Regions from separate parts of the Mus musculus genome. Here region 1 is linked to region 2. Evidence: chromatin loops called from intact Hi-C (ENCODE). Cell type or tissue: gastrocnemius. All regions are shown on one strand. Links, peaks and the distances in the headings refer to the core of each region. The heading gives the core; the rest is flanking DNA. Region 1 overlaps 4933406J09Rik (RIKEN cDNA 4933406J09 gene). Region 2 has its middle 74 kb from the start of Gm46977.

Region 1 (7,403 bases), core at 1,234-6,233, 430 kb before region 2:
GAATGTATGAAGGATTGTAGTGGTCTGATTGAGAGTGGCCCTCATAGACTCATGGATTTGAGTACTTGGTCCCTAGTTGGTAGAAATGTTTGGGAAGGATTAGTAGGTGTGGCTTTGTGGGAGAAGGTGTGTCACTGGGGGTGGGCTTTGTCCATGACATGCCCATTTAGCTCCTTTTCTGTCACTTGGGTTTGTAGATCAGACGAGAGCTCCTAGCTCCTGCTTCAGCACCATGCTTGCCTGTCTGGTGCCATGCTCCCTGCCATGATGGTCATGAACTTACCACTGGAATGGTAAGCCCCCAATAAACTCTTTCTCGTATAAGTTGCCTTGGTCATGGTGTCTCATCACAGCAATAGAAAAGTACTTAAGATAAGGGCAATAAAGTAAAACACAAAAGCTAAAAGAGATTATACAATAAAAATATTACTAGCCGAGTAGTAAGAAGAAAACAAGAGAAACCCCAAGGATAGAAGAGAAAGAAGGAAGGCAATGAAGTGTTGGGGACATTTCTTTATGAGTCTTGGACATTGGAGGCTTTCAATTATATGTAGGGGACAGGGCCAGTGGAAGTTGTGAGCTCTAGCCTTTCCAAGGTGCATGCTGTTGTTGGACACTACTGTATTAGGTGCCTGGTGTCCCCCAGGGATGCTTAGAGTGGCTTCTCTTTGTGACCAGGGGACTCTGCTGGTCATGCCTAGCTTTGCAGTCTGTGGGCTGGGCAGAGTTCCTCACATTCATATTTTTCCTGATATTCCCTAGTTTGTACCCCCTAGGATGGCTAATGTCCTAGCTGGGGAGTGTCTCTCAAGAAGGCTGTTAGTTGGGGGAAGTGACCACGCATCATCCACTAAGCCTAAATCATGCTGCAGGAACGATGCGGCTGTGGACATCACACTATGTACAGGCTCTTTGGAGTTCTCAGACTCTATAGCAGAGGACCTCAGGTATATGGCTCTGTATCTACCTGTTGGCTTCAGGCTCCGCGGCATCAAACTCTAGAGTTACTCTCAATTGGTGAGGTTACTCTCCAGGGACCCAGGATCTCGGTCTGCCTCTCCTTGTGTGCTTCACTGCCTGGGCTAAGCATCTACTCTCTGAAGTTTTAGCTTTATAGGTGCCTGGTTCCCCAGTTTTCCACAACTGTTCCCCAGCCCTCCTGAGCCCATGACAGGTGGAGTCCAGACTTCCTGACTAGTGAGTGTAGCTTCGTTTAAACATTAGATTCCCTCTCCAGAGGGTACCTGGACACACCCCTCTCTACTGATGATCTGTCCTGCTAAATAAAATCAGCGTCTGAGCAACGCCCACCCCAGGGTTTGATTTATGAGAGGGCTGCGGGCTTGTCCTGTGGGTAGGACCTTTGCCTTGTTTCTCCAGGGCAACATGTCATAGTACTCCTGGATGAGGTTGCAGCTTTCTGAGCTGTGTGTGACTCTCCAGTCTTTCCATACTGCAGCCCCCCACCCCTTCCACTCCCCCCCCCCCGTTCCATCCCTCCTCTTGTGGATTTCCCAAGCTCTTCCATCTCTTGGGAACGAGCTCTATTTTCCTTTTTGACTTGCATTTCTTTTATTATGAGTGAATTCCTTATGTTTAAGGGTCTTTGTAAGATCATGTTTTCCCTTTCTGAAAGTCCTGTATAAGTCTCTTGCCTCTTACCCCCTTTTTTTCTTTTATTAAAAGTAGATTTTTTTTAATACACTAGATCCTGATTGTGGTTCCTCCTCTTTCCTCTCCTCCCCACGCCTCCCACGCAGATCCACCCCTTTTCTGTCTCTTGTTAGAAAATAGACAGACCTCCAAGGGATAATAATATAATGAAACAAAATATAATAAGATGAAACAAAAACAAACACTTCAGAAGAGGACAAAGCCAACAAACAGGAGGGGAAACGCTCAAGAAAAGCCACAGAAACGGAGCCTGAGACCCACTTGCCCTCACATTCAGGGAACCTATAAAAACACTGAACTAAAAGCCACAACATATACACAAAGGATCTGCAGGGCAGGGTTGAGGGGTAGGGAGGGAGAGAGAGAAACAATTTAAAACTTAAAAAGGTGACAGGCATGGTGGCACACACTTTTAATCCCAGCGTTTGGGAGGCAGAGGCAGGCGGTTTTCTGAGTTTGAGGCCAGCCTGGTTTGTTTATTTATTTATTTATTTGTTTGTTTGTTTTTCGAGACAGGGTTTCTCTGTATAGCCCTGGCTGTCCTGGAACTCACTCTGTAGACCAGGGTGGCCTTGAACTCAGAAATCTGCCTGCCTCTGCCTCTCAAGTGCTGGGATTAAAGGCGTGTGCCACCACCACCTGGCACAAATAATTTTTTAGTTAACATACAAAATAATGGGCTTCATTGTGATTTTTCCATACTCCCAAAATACCATGGTCCTTGGCTTATATCTATCCTTTCCTGTTTGTTCTCTATTTTGTGTTTTCTCTTCTCTCTTGGGTTACTTGCATGATTTCCACCTAGCTTTATCTGTGTTTATGAATTTATCTCCTTATGGCTTTTAGTGTATGTTCTAGGTCTTATACATATCTATATCATTAATGTCTATATCATATATTTATAATTTATCTATTTATATCTATCTCTATATATCTCTATCTATATCATTTATCTAATTTATATCATCTCTATATCATGCATCTGTATTTACCTATTTCTGTCTCTATTTATATCATTCATCTAATCTATATCATGTATACGTATATCTGTATCTATATCTATATATCTCTTACCACATCATATGGTGTCATTGTTTGCCAGTTTGAATGATGTATAGAAAGCTTTTCCCCATTTATAGTGATGTATAGAGGGCTTCCTGTGTTTATAGCGTAATTATTAAATAATTCCTTTACACACATTGGAAATGGCATCAGGCAGTGTTATCAACTTTTCCTTGATTGTGGAGGGCTTTTGGGGCTGCTTCTAGGAATTTGGCAGGACTTTGACATTGGGCTGGGACACGAAAGTCCACTCAAGGTGACTACAGCTAAGGAATCCTTTGTATCTTGATGGGTCTTGTTAGAGCCCTGAATACAGTAACCTTGGGACCTTTGTTTATGCCTTGTTTGTTCCCTGACTACTTTGTTTATGCCTCAGGACTGGCCATTTTCTTTGTATGTACCTAGAATGATATAGAAGCAGACTAGAAAAAAAAATAACCCCCCTTCAGCCTCAGCCCTGGCTGGAGTCCTGCTATAGTGTTGTCTAGTTGTCTTTTTCTTTTCAACCCTCCCTCCCTCCCTTGAGACCCTGTTGGCTGACTGAGCTGGCTTGATCACTTCAACTATTAAACACATTTTAGGAATTCAAGCAGAGAAGGCGCCTCCACTCCACCCACTCTCAGTTTTGCTCCCCCCGCCCCCATACCAATTTTCTTGCTTCATAATCTTCCAAGGTTTTCTGTCTTCCTCTCCCATAAAGAAGTTTGGCCATTCTTTTTTTTTAGACAGGGTTTCTCTGTGTAGCCCTGGCTGTCCTGGAACTCACTTTGTAGACCAGGCTGGCCTTGAACTCAGAAATCCGCCTGCCTCTGCCTCCCGAGTGCTGGGATTAAAGGCGTGCGCTACCATGGCCAGCTTAAGTTTGGCCATTCTTATAGGGATGTCTTGCTGGAGAAAGCTTCTCTTCATCTTCCTTCATCTGACACTCTTATGATTTCATCTTAATTCAGGAAGGACTGTTTTTGTTGGATACTGGCCTTTCTGACTTGTCTGACATTTGTAAATTTGGTTGTGAAGCAGAACTCACAAAGTTCCTGCTTTAGAGATGAATATTGACAGGTGACACATTTTGAAAACGTGGGATTTATGAGGACAGTAGAGCAGGATTGTTAATAAGCCCGCAACACCAAGGTCCAGAAAGCCACCCACCCAAGGTCACGGTGGACATCAAGGACAGAACTCACTTTCCAGACTGCTCAGTCAGCAACAGTGTGTCCTGGCAGGCACGGCAGCTGCTCACCACCACTGTGTTTCATGGCTATGGAACCCAGAATGATAGTCAAGGGCACCCTAAGGACCCGAGGACTCATGGTGAGGGAAGGGGCACCATCCATCGTGTCTTACAGCGCAGAAAGTTCTTTCGTGCTGCCATTTGTCAGTTACAGAACCTTGGATTCAGAAGATGTTAAATACTTGTTGATTTGAACAAAGCACTATGGCTTGCTTATATATTTGTGCTTTGTGCTTGTGAAAAGACAAGGATTTTTCTTTGTGAAAAGGAGATTTTTTTTTCCAGTCGCCATCTCAAAGTGGCTGAGTTCGCAGGAGACAGACCACACGGGAGAAAGAATCTATCTGTACCTGTCTGGAGCCTTTCATAAACACAGGACAAGGAAGGAAACGGTGCCGTTCAATTGTGGCCACCAGGTGGCGCTACACACACGCTGTCGAGTCCAATTTTCTAGTCCTTGAGGATTTTTTTATTTACCAAAAGCAGGTGTGTGTGTGTGTTTGTGTGTGTGTGTTTGTGTGTGTGTGTGTGTGTGTGTGTGTGTGTGTGTGTGTTTAAAAACTCCACAGGTCCTGAACGTCTGTGCAGAATAGTAGAGATGAATGTAAGTGGGAAACTCCCAAAGAACTTTAGCTATCTAGTTGTGTAGCAGATAATCCTCTAATAAGTGGAGAGAATCAGGAGTCTGGCACAAGAAAGCGCTGGCATTCTAGGCTCACACTCCTCCAGGACTTGGGCTCCAGGGTTGGCAGGTCACTTGTGTGGACCCTGTTTCTACTTTACATCTTTGGGAGAATGGCGATTTCCACTTTTACTTAGGAAGCCTTTTCCTTCTAAACTTGTTTCATTTATTGAATTTTTTTTCCCCTTCCAGGACAGCCTGGAGGTTTCGAAGGAGGGATTAGACAAGGCCATGTCCGGTAGTTCCTTTTGGGGAGAGCTCTGGAACACCTAGTCTTATCCATCCCTCTGAAGGAAACTTGTGTAGGCACATCCGTGCTTCTCCGCATCCTGAATCTCCTGGTCTATTTAGCAAATTTGCTCTGAGGAGGAGAAAACCCAAACCCCACGCTTCCATCCCCAGAGCCCTTTCTTGGTACCACAAGAAACAAGTGAGTGTTGGCTCTCTGCCACTTTGATTGTAAGCCAGGGACCACTGCACCCGGATGCCCAGCAGTGATGACTGCTGAGGTTGCCAGCCCTGGGTACGCATTAGTGGCTGGGCCCGACTCCCGAAGTTTCTGCTGCGGATGCCGCTGGCCTGGAGACCAAACTTTGATGATCGCAGGGCAGAGAGCTGGTGGGGGAGAATCTGCAGCCAGAAAGAGCTGATGGTAGCGGCTTCGCTGAGCTTTTTCTCCGGGGGGGGGGGGTTGTTGTTCATTCAAGGATCGCAAATCACTGCGGAGTGCCTGTCCTCCGAGAGTACTGTACAGCGTTCTTTCTAGACCAGTGCCTCCGGACTTAGCATTGCAGTGGGATGAATACGAGCTGACTCTGGCTTCCCGGAGAGCCTGGTTTAATGGTTTCAGAGTGTAGTCTGGGCATTGGTAGCCTTAGAAGCTCCCTTAGTGGGTACACCTGAAATTCCGGTCCTCGGGAGCTGGAGGCAGCAGGATGGTAAATATAAGCCTGGTCTGGACGATATAGGGAAAGACCGTGTCACAAGCAAACAAGGCCGTTAGGTGAGCCTGGGCTGAAAATTACAGTTCTAACTCGTACTGTCCGTGCACTCTTCCATTTGTTGTTTGCTTATTGCCTATTGTCTTGAACTTTAAACTATTGACCCTCCCACCTGCATCTTCTGAGTGCACATGGCTCACAGGTGTGCACCGCCGTGTCCAGTTTATGCCGTGTTGGGGATGAAGCCCAAGGGTTTGTGGGTGCCTGTCAAACATCCCACCAACTCCAGCCCCAGCCCCCTTTCTCACATTTATTATATCTGAAATCTCACTGGGAACCCAGGTTTAACTTTCAAGATCTAGTTCAAATATTCCCTCCTGAGAGACTTGCCTCCCTCCCACTCCTCGCCATTAATTGCTGCCTTTTCTGTCTCTAGAAGTATTTTGGACACACTTGACTTATCACCTCTTTTTCACTGGATTGCAGTTATTGACATCCATACCTTCGCTTAGCAGTCAATGGTCCACCTCTCAGGGGTTTTAGTAATTTGTGACAGGATAAATCCGGTATGGGGGGCATGCAGTTAAGCATGCGTGGGACTCTGGCTAAGGCTGTTTATTCACCGTAGTTCTGCACAGCAGTTTGAGTGGGTACCCAGTGTACCAGACTCCAGCGGGTACTGGAGAACACAAGGGAGAATTTATCCTGGAGGTGGGTTCTTGTTCAAAACCACCCTGGGAGCCACTCTCAGAGAGACAGGCTTGGCTGCAAGAGCCCAGGCACCCACTACAGTCAGGATTATGTACACACCGTTGCTTGTCTTTCAAGAACCAGTTTTTGTCTCTCGCTCCAGCCATATCCATGCTTGGATTGTCGTTGGTTGCCTGCACACACATCGCCATTGCTGAGTCACATCTTGCTCTTCCCCCACAGTGCCCTCCTCGCTCTTGCTTGGCTGGCTAAAAGCCATGGCCTATGTAGTAGCTTCCTGGGCCTCCAAGGCTGAGCGCCGTCTCTTCATATTCTTTTAACAATTTACGCGTACAGTGTAACTCTCTCCAAAAGTTTATGTGTTGAAACCCCACAGATTTATGCTGATGGGGTTTTGAGGTAAGTCCTCAGTGCTAATTAGGAGTAGGTGACATCCTAGGGGACTGGAACCCTGACAGTGGGATTAGTGACTTTGTAGGAAGAGATGGTGTCTATGTTTACCACATGGCAGTCTTTATGGTGTCGCAGGGCAGTAGGTATGCATTACGCACATTCAGCATCCGATACGGTATTTGATATTACGAAGCATCCTTACTTACTAGACGGTGTCACTCTCTTTGACTACCCAGTCTGTGTGGCCATGCACCAAATCAACTTCTATCTCTTATAAATTACCGGATCTCAGGTATTTTGTTATAGAAATCAAAAACAGGTTGAGACAGAATCTATCAGAAGGTATAAATACCTTATCCTTATTTTATGTAAGCCTTGCACACATTTGATGCTTCATAAGTGTTGAGCTGAGATGTTTACACACTCATTCTCATTTTCCCTAACATTCACATACAAGACACATGCCCACAGTTCACATCTCTGGTGTCACACTTACCTCTCTCTTGACACATGCTGATTCGTCACCCATATGGTTATGGCTTAAGACTGGTGGGACGCATTTTCCTGGGGGTAGTCAGAACCTGAATGGGAGGGAGACAGAGTTAGAGACACTCCCACCTACCACCTGGGTGCTAATGTGGCTAGGTCTAAGTAGAGGGGTGTGGACCTACTATAGTCTAGGCCAGTGGTAGGTGCTTTTAAAATTATG
Region 2 (7,403 bases), core at 1,360-6,359:
GGAATCAAAAAAGATCTGGCGTTAACTAGTTTATAACCTTGGGTAGGTATGAGATTACCTACATCGAACAAGCAAATGAAAGCACAGGGCTTCAGCCAGGTATGGAGGACTGTCAACCTTCAGGATAAAAACTTTTAAAATTAAATTTAGTGGCTGGAGAGATGGCTTAGTGGTTAGGAGCACGTGCTGCTCTTCCAGAGGACCTGAGTTCAATTCCCAGTAATCACATGAGGTGGTTCACAGCTACCGGTAACTCCAGCTTCAGGAGAGTCCAACTCCTCTGACCTCTGTGGGGCAACTGTTCTCACAGCAACCAACCTACCTACCTACACACACACACACACACACACACACACACACACACACACACACACACACACAGACACACACACACACACACAGACACAATTTAAAATAATAATCTTACTATTGGTAGTGGTATCATTATTATTGTGTTGCTATTTAATCAGTGTGCATGCAGGTACATGTGTACCATGGTGCATGTGTGTAGGTCAGAGAGCAACTTTTGGGAGTTGGTTCTTTCCTTTTGTCATGGATTCCTAGGATTGAACTCAGAATGTCAGGTTTGCACGGCAAATCTTTTTAAGAGCTAAGCTACCTCATTGGCCTAGGGCAATCATTTAAAAAATACAGTTCCCTCTTGGGGGCTGGAGAAATGATACAGTCTATAAGAGTACATCCTGGGCTTGCAGAGGACCTGTTCCCACATCTGGTGGCTCATGGGTTACAACTGTAACTCCAGTTTCAGGGGATCTGATACCCTCTTCTGACCTCCATGGAACCTGAATACATGTGATATATATCTAGGTAATTGGACATACATAATACATACATGCATAATATACTTAAATAAAAATAAATAGTTCTTCTTCTTTTTTTTTTTTAAAGAAACTGATGTTAAAGATATAGTGGTCCTCCAGCATTAGGGAGGCTAATGATAAATTTGAAATTTGTTGGAATGTTTGGTCAGGGAGTTGCCTTCCTTCAGTACACAGTTAAGTGTAGTCACAGTATGGTTAGCATGCTGGAGTTGAACAGGGTGAGAACAGGAGTTCCTCAGATAAGCATGACAATGAAGGGTGTCACCAGCTCTAGAGGATGCTAATTTCTTTGATTCTGGTCCCATTCTTATGAGCTCCCATGATCTCGGCTCCTATTCTTCTCCTGAGAATGTGGCTCTGATTCAAGTACGATTGTTCGCCGAGATACGTCTTGATAGTTTCTACATATGCAGTAAATATTTATTGAGCCCTTAATATATGTCAGACATTGGGTGTGGTGCTGGAAATAAGACAACGCTGCTGCCCTCAAAGAACCCATATTCTACACAAATTGCCACTCGTGCATCAACTGAGCATTGCCAACTGTTGTTATTTCATTAGCAGAGACCTTGCCAGGCGTGAGTAGGAAGAGTTGACCCCCTCTCATTCTGACAAGTCAAACAGAAGGCTTGTATGTGGCATTCTGTGTGCTCGGATAAGCAAGGCATGAGGACTCTGACCATCTCAAACACAATAAAAAGTCATTAGTGCAACCCAGGGCCTCACTAACATCCTGGCTCATTTTGTCTCTTCTTTTTTTTTTATCATCTTAATTATTATTAAGTAAAGAGTATAAGCAAGCAAACAAACAAACACGTACTATTATACTAGAACTTTTTCCAGGAGAACCGGTCAAATGAGCTGTTTCGTGTTTGTTTGAGAGGAGTCACGCACGCTAGCTGGCCTGAAACTGAGTACCAGGGTTGCCTCTCATGTCCTGGGATCAAAGGCCATCACTTCTGGCTGAAATAAACTGGTTTTAAATTTCAATCAGCTCAAACAATTAAAATTACCCAAAGATCAATTGTTTATTTCCAAATGCAAAATGCCTTCCTGGTGAATACTGACTTCTTTAAAACCCTGTATTTCAGCTGTTACTGTAACTATGGTCAGTCTTCAATTCTCTTTTTAAATTAGCATGCGTGTGTGTTGTCAGTGTTATCTGAATCTAATAAACTTCTGAAAGTCTCTAAAATAGAAAGACTTTAACCAATCTTCACTGAAATCAGCCCGAAATATATGCTCCTTCGGGGAATTATAAATTCAAGGGCAGCCTGGGAAACGGAAAACCTTGTCTCAAAATAAAAGTGAAAACTTTTTTGTTTGTTTGTTTTTGAGGACTGGAGATAAAGGTCAGAGGTAGAACACTGGCCCAGTGTGTAAGGCCCTAAATTCAGTTCTCGGTACTGCAACACAAAACGAACAAGTCAAATTCAAAGCTAAATTGAGAGTTTATCTTTCTCCTGTCAGAACGGCAGTCAGTCCTTAAGAAAATAAGTAAGAAAAGTGCTGGTGAAGATGTTGAGAAGAGGAAGCCCTCATCCCCCGCCAGCGGGAATTTCTTTGACACTAGGTCAACCGCTGTTCTTTTGGAATAAAGCCAACTTGATCACCGTGAGTGATCTTGGGATGAGCTTCAGTTTGTCTTGCAAGTATTTTATTAAAACGAAATATATCTATGTTCATCAGGGAGTTAGCCTATGATTTTCTATTGGTTATTGTTGTGTGTGTTTGGTTCGTGTATTACTAATATCAGCTCCGTACAAGATGTATCTAGACACTGCTGGTGAAATTGTAATTAGGCCTGCTACTGTGGAAGTCAGAGCGGCAGTTTCTCAAAAAGCTAAAATTAGATACAGGATGACCCAGCTGTACCACGCACTCGTGACGTTTACCTGAAGAGCTCCATCACAGGGACACTTGCCCATCAATGCTCGCAACAGCCAAGTTCTAGAACCAATCTAGGGGTGTATCAACAGAGGAATGGATAAAGAATGTGATATACATATATAAAATAAATTATTATACATATAATTTATATGTAATAAATATATTTCAAATTCATATAGATGAATTTGAAAAAAATTATGTTTGCTAGTGCCTGCATGGATGTGTGCACATACACATGTGAGTGACTTTAACCTAAGACCTCCTGAAAATATTGGGTCCCTGGAGCTGTAGTGGGTTTTGTTTTGTTTTGTTTTTCAGCCACAGAAAGGAACGGAGTTATGTTCTTTAGAGCAAAATAGATGCAAGGAGAGATGACCATAATAAGTGAATTAAATCAATTCTAGAAAAAACAAATATCACTTCTTCTCATTTGTCCTTCCTAGATTGTATATAGACCTATCAATAAAACATCATTTATTTGAATGTGGTGTTGCACAACTTTAATCCCTGCATTTGGGAGGCAGAGGGAGACTTATCTCTGTGAGTTCAAGGCCAGCCTGGTCTACATTGTGAGTTCTAGGACAGCCAGGGCTACATTGTGAGACACAGTTTAAAAATAAAATCATGCGTGTATGACAGGTAAGTAGAAGTGAAACTGCCTAGGGGAGCAAGAGGGACTAACAGAGGGAAGAGGGGTTAAGAAAAGTAGGGTGGGAGGCCTGAGAGGTATGCTCACAATATATGAACACATACACAATCTACAGTTTCTAACTAAAACTCAATAAAACGGCAATGCTACTGATGGGATACGAAAAGAATATTAACATTTCAAATGATGACGTTTTCTAGCTTAGATGAGTTAGTTCTTCATTCATTGATCATTCAATCAGTCAGTAAATGAATCCACCATATGTGTTAATAACTAAGTGAAATCGGTCAAAGTGGGGTATGCTCTCAGTTCAGTTATCTCCTGCTGCCACCTACTGGGCATATCCTTTGCTACGACTTTCAGATACCCAGAGTTTCTAAGAGGAAGTTGGAGGGAGTCTACTATTGCTTGCTGGACCATTGCAATTTTTTTCTTCCATTTTTACATGTGAATTTTAGATCATTTTACGGTTGGTTCTTATTTTAACTGTACACGTTTCTTTATATAAGGCAAAATGACCAGATCAGTGTAGCTAATGTTTGCACCTTAAACATTTAACAATTTTTAAATTAATTCCTAATAATTGCACATAATAACCACAGTATATTTATAGGGCGCAGTGTAGTGTTTCAGTACATGTGTCCATATTCTCTTAAGCACAGCTCTCGTCACCTCCACCCAAATCCCTGGGGCTCCAACACAACTCTTGCAGCAGGAGCAGTTGTTTCTCAATGAGTCACTGCCCTGTGTGCCAGGGCAGCCACTCTGTTCCTCTCCCTCCCCTAGAGTTTTCCTAGTGAGCTTCTGTTTGAAGAAAGTTTTGACTTGCTTTGGCTTCTTTCCATTCTGGTGGGAGTTAGAATTTCTTGCCAGGACAGTAGAGGTGTGTGCCTGGATTGCCTAATGCAAGCGAGAGTCAGAGGCCTTTGCAGCGGGCACTCCCAACCAAGTTTGAACCCTCTCTTACTTCTGAAAGGCAACCATGTCATGGAGGTGGAGAGGAGTTAAGACCTTCTCATGGTCAACTGGGGTGCTTTAAAATGCTGTGTGGAAGTTGGGACACACAGGATTCGGCATTCGATGGCTCATTGGCTCTGCATCATCAAGTCTCCAAGTAGGTCAAATACATCACGGGATGGTTTAGTCACAGGAGGAGATGGACCAGTCACCCGAAGTCCGCTGCTGACTCGGATGCCTCATTCTCTCCTCCTTCAAGCCAAGAGCTCCCCAGACATTGTTAATGTTTTATGTAGAAAGGATTAACCAAATGTATACTAGTTGTATTAACCAGATGTATAACTTCGGAGGAAACTGTCTCCCATCGAGTGTTGTCACACCAAAAGTCATTTTGGACTTAAGAGATAAGATTAATTGATGGAATACTAAACATCCTTCTAGAAATATTTCCAGTCCCTTGTTGGCTGAGTGCCAGCACTAATGTGCCTGAGGCAGGTGGATTGCAAGTTTGAGACCAGCCTAGGCTATATAACAAGACTGTCTCTTAGGAAACCAAAATGCAAGTAAAATAATTTAAAAGATTTATTTTATTTTTAAATATAACATGTGTCTATGTGGGCATGTATATGTGATGAAGACACTCATGGAGGCCAGAGGAGGGTAGCCCCTGGAGATAGAGATACAAGCACCTGACTTTAGTGCAGAAATAGAATTCAGTCCTCTGTAGGAGCAGTATGCAGTCTTAACGGCTAGGCTTTGCACCAGCCCTCAAACAAATGCTTTAGGTAGTGATATTCCTATTTATTACCACCAAAGAGTTTGTGGAAAAATGTATGTATGTATAAATATGTATGTATTTGTATTTATGTATATATGTATGTATCTATTCTATCATCTCTCTCTCTCTCTCTCTCTCTCTCTCTCTCTATCTATCTATCTATCTATCTATCTATCTATCAATATGTATGTATATATGTATGTATATATACTGTATATATGTATCTATCTATCTATCTATCTATCTATCTATCTATCTATCTACCTATCTATCATCTATCTGTCTATCTATCTATCTATCTATCTATCTATCTATCTATCTATGTATAAATATGTATGTATATATACTGTATGTATGTATGTATGTATGTATGTATGTATGTATGTATCTATCTATCTATCTATCTATCTATCTATCTATCTATCTATCTATCTATCTATCTATCTGTAGGGCTAGAGAGGTGGCTTTATGGTGAAGAGCACTTGTTGCTCTTGCAGAAGACCTAGGTTTGTGTCTCAGCACTTACATGCTGTCTCACAACTACTTGTAACTTTACTTGCAGAGTATGTGGCACCATCTTCTGTCCTCTGCAGGCATCACACACACATCATACATACATAATACATACATACATACATACATACATACATACATACACACATACATACACACACACACACATACATACATACATACATACATACAGATGAACACTCATGCACATGACATAAATATACATAAAATGTTAAAAACATGCACATATTTATTCATGTTTAGTGTCTCCTGAAAATCTTTAAGAACTCCAGGCTTATCCTTATTGCCTGAAAATTTAAGGACATATCCTGTGCGCAGTCTGCACTCAACTGTAGGAAGGGCAGAAAGCACAATTTTGTTTGTTTGTTTGTTTGTTTGTTGTTGTTGTTGTTGTTTTTTGAGACAGGGTTTCTCTGTGTAGCCCTGGCTGTCCTGGAACTCACTTTGTAGACCAGGCTGGCCTCGAACTCAGAAATCCGCCTGCTTCTGCCTCCCGAGTGCTGGGATTAAAGGCGTGCGCCACCACCGCCTGGTTCAGAATGCACAATCTTAAGTCAGCAGCTGAGTTCCCTCTTTGACCCTCTGTTTCTTGGTTCTTTTTCTTTTGTTTGATAAACAGTCCACCAACCCACTCAGCTCCCTTGTCACTCTGATCATCTCTCAGACTCCAATTCTTCTTCTCCTTTTTCTAGTTCTTGTTATTCTGTTGGTGATGGTCACTGCCAACACAGCCTGGATCTCCCCATACTTGTAGTCCTCTGGGATGTAACTCAGTCCGGCTAGCCACGCCCCTCTTCTTTACAGCATTCTCAGGATGAAGTATCCCATGGAAAAAGTCCTTGTAGAACTTGGTAAAATTCGACATACTTCCATGAGGGCTCCAACTCATACACTAAAGTATCTCATGTGAAGTTATGGTGTCTTGTGTTCTTTGGGACAGAAGACACACTAAAGCATGGGAATGAGAAAGCCTAGAAGTGGGGAGGATAAGAATTGGGAGGGGCTTAGAGAGATGGCTCAATTGATAGCATTCTTCGCTAATCTTCCAGGGTACCCCAGTTTGATTTTTAGCACCCACATCAGATAACTTCCTGTCACTGGTCTGGTTCAAGACCTCTGGCTTCTGCTACACTATCAATACTGGAATCTCACTGGGACTCCTCTTGGAGATCGTGTTGTTGCCCTGTGTCATGGAAATACTGTAGTTTTGAATCTCTAGGCTCTTTCACATGTTCCAGTAGTTCATCAATGGGGTAGATGTTGGGGTGAGCCAGTTCAAAGCCCTGGATCTGGGCCTGGAAGGTATCTGAGCTGGTCAGCCCACCAGCTCTCTCACATCACACCATATCTACCATACCACACCACACCGAACCCTCCAGCACTGTTCTGGCTAGCTCATCTAATTCTGCAGCCAGCAAGGGGCAGAAACAGCTCTCCCACTCTCATGTACTTGGGGCTGGCTCAACACTCCCATACCACAGGACCAGCTCTACTATGCTGCCCAGGATAGGGGCAGGTCCTGCTCTCTGGAGTGCTGAGTAGGCAGAGCACTGGGCCAGCTCTCCCATGCTCACACCCTCCAGTTGGCTCACCCATGTCCCCTGCAACTAAGGTTAGCTCTTCTGTGCTTCTTAGCAATGTTCCTGTGCTCTCCTGAGTACTGCAGCTAGCAAGGGTTGGGGCCAGCTCTTCTGCTTTCAAGCCCTCAGGACCAGCTCTCCCAGAATGCTCAGGCAATGAGTGGGTCCAGTTC

Evidence for each region. A loop is a pair of places that touch in the nucleus more often than their neighbours do. Peaks named below come from ENCODE experiments on the same cell type or tissue, not always from the same donor. Only the 100,000 strongest peaks of a DNase experiment are listed, where the experiment ranks them.
Region 1: it touches region 2 in a loop (10-fold over the local background); 39 of 42 quality-filtered maps call a loop at or near these places.

Annotation. Positions count from the first base shown.
Region 1 is chr6:134,386,656-134,394,058 of GRCm38, reverse strand. 4933406J09Rik (RIKEN cDNA 4933406J09 gene) reads left to right here. Exons shown (of 9, transcript NR_153848.1): 3 at 198-293. Among named protein-coding and RNA genes, the nearest start is that of Bcl2l14, 6.0 kb to the left of the region's middle. In gastrocnemius, for the core only: a CTCF peak has its summit at 4,349 (motif pointing right); DNase peaks (open chromatin) are centred at 4,379 and 5,130.
Region 2 is chr6:133,957,196-133,964,598 of GRCm38, reverse strand. No RefSeq gene overlaps it. Among named protein-coding and RNA genes, the nearest start is that of Gm46977, 74 kb to the left of the region's middle. In gastrocnemius, for the core only: a CTCF peak has its summit at 3,720 (motif pointing left); a DNase peak (open chromatin) is centred at 3,714.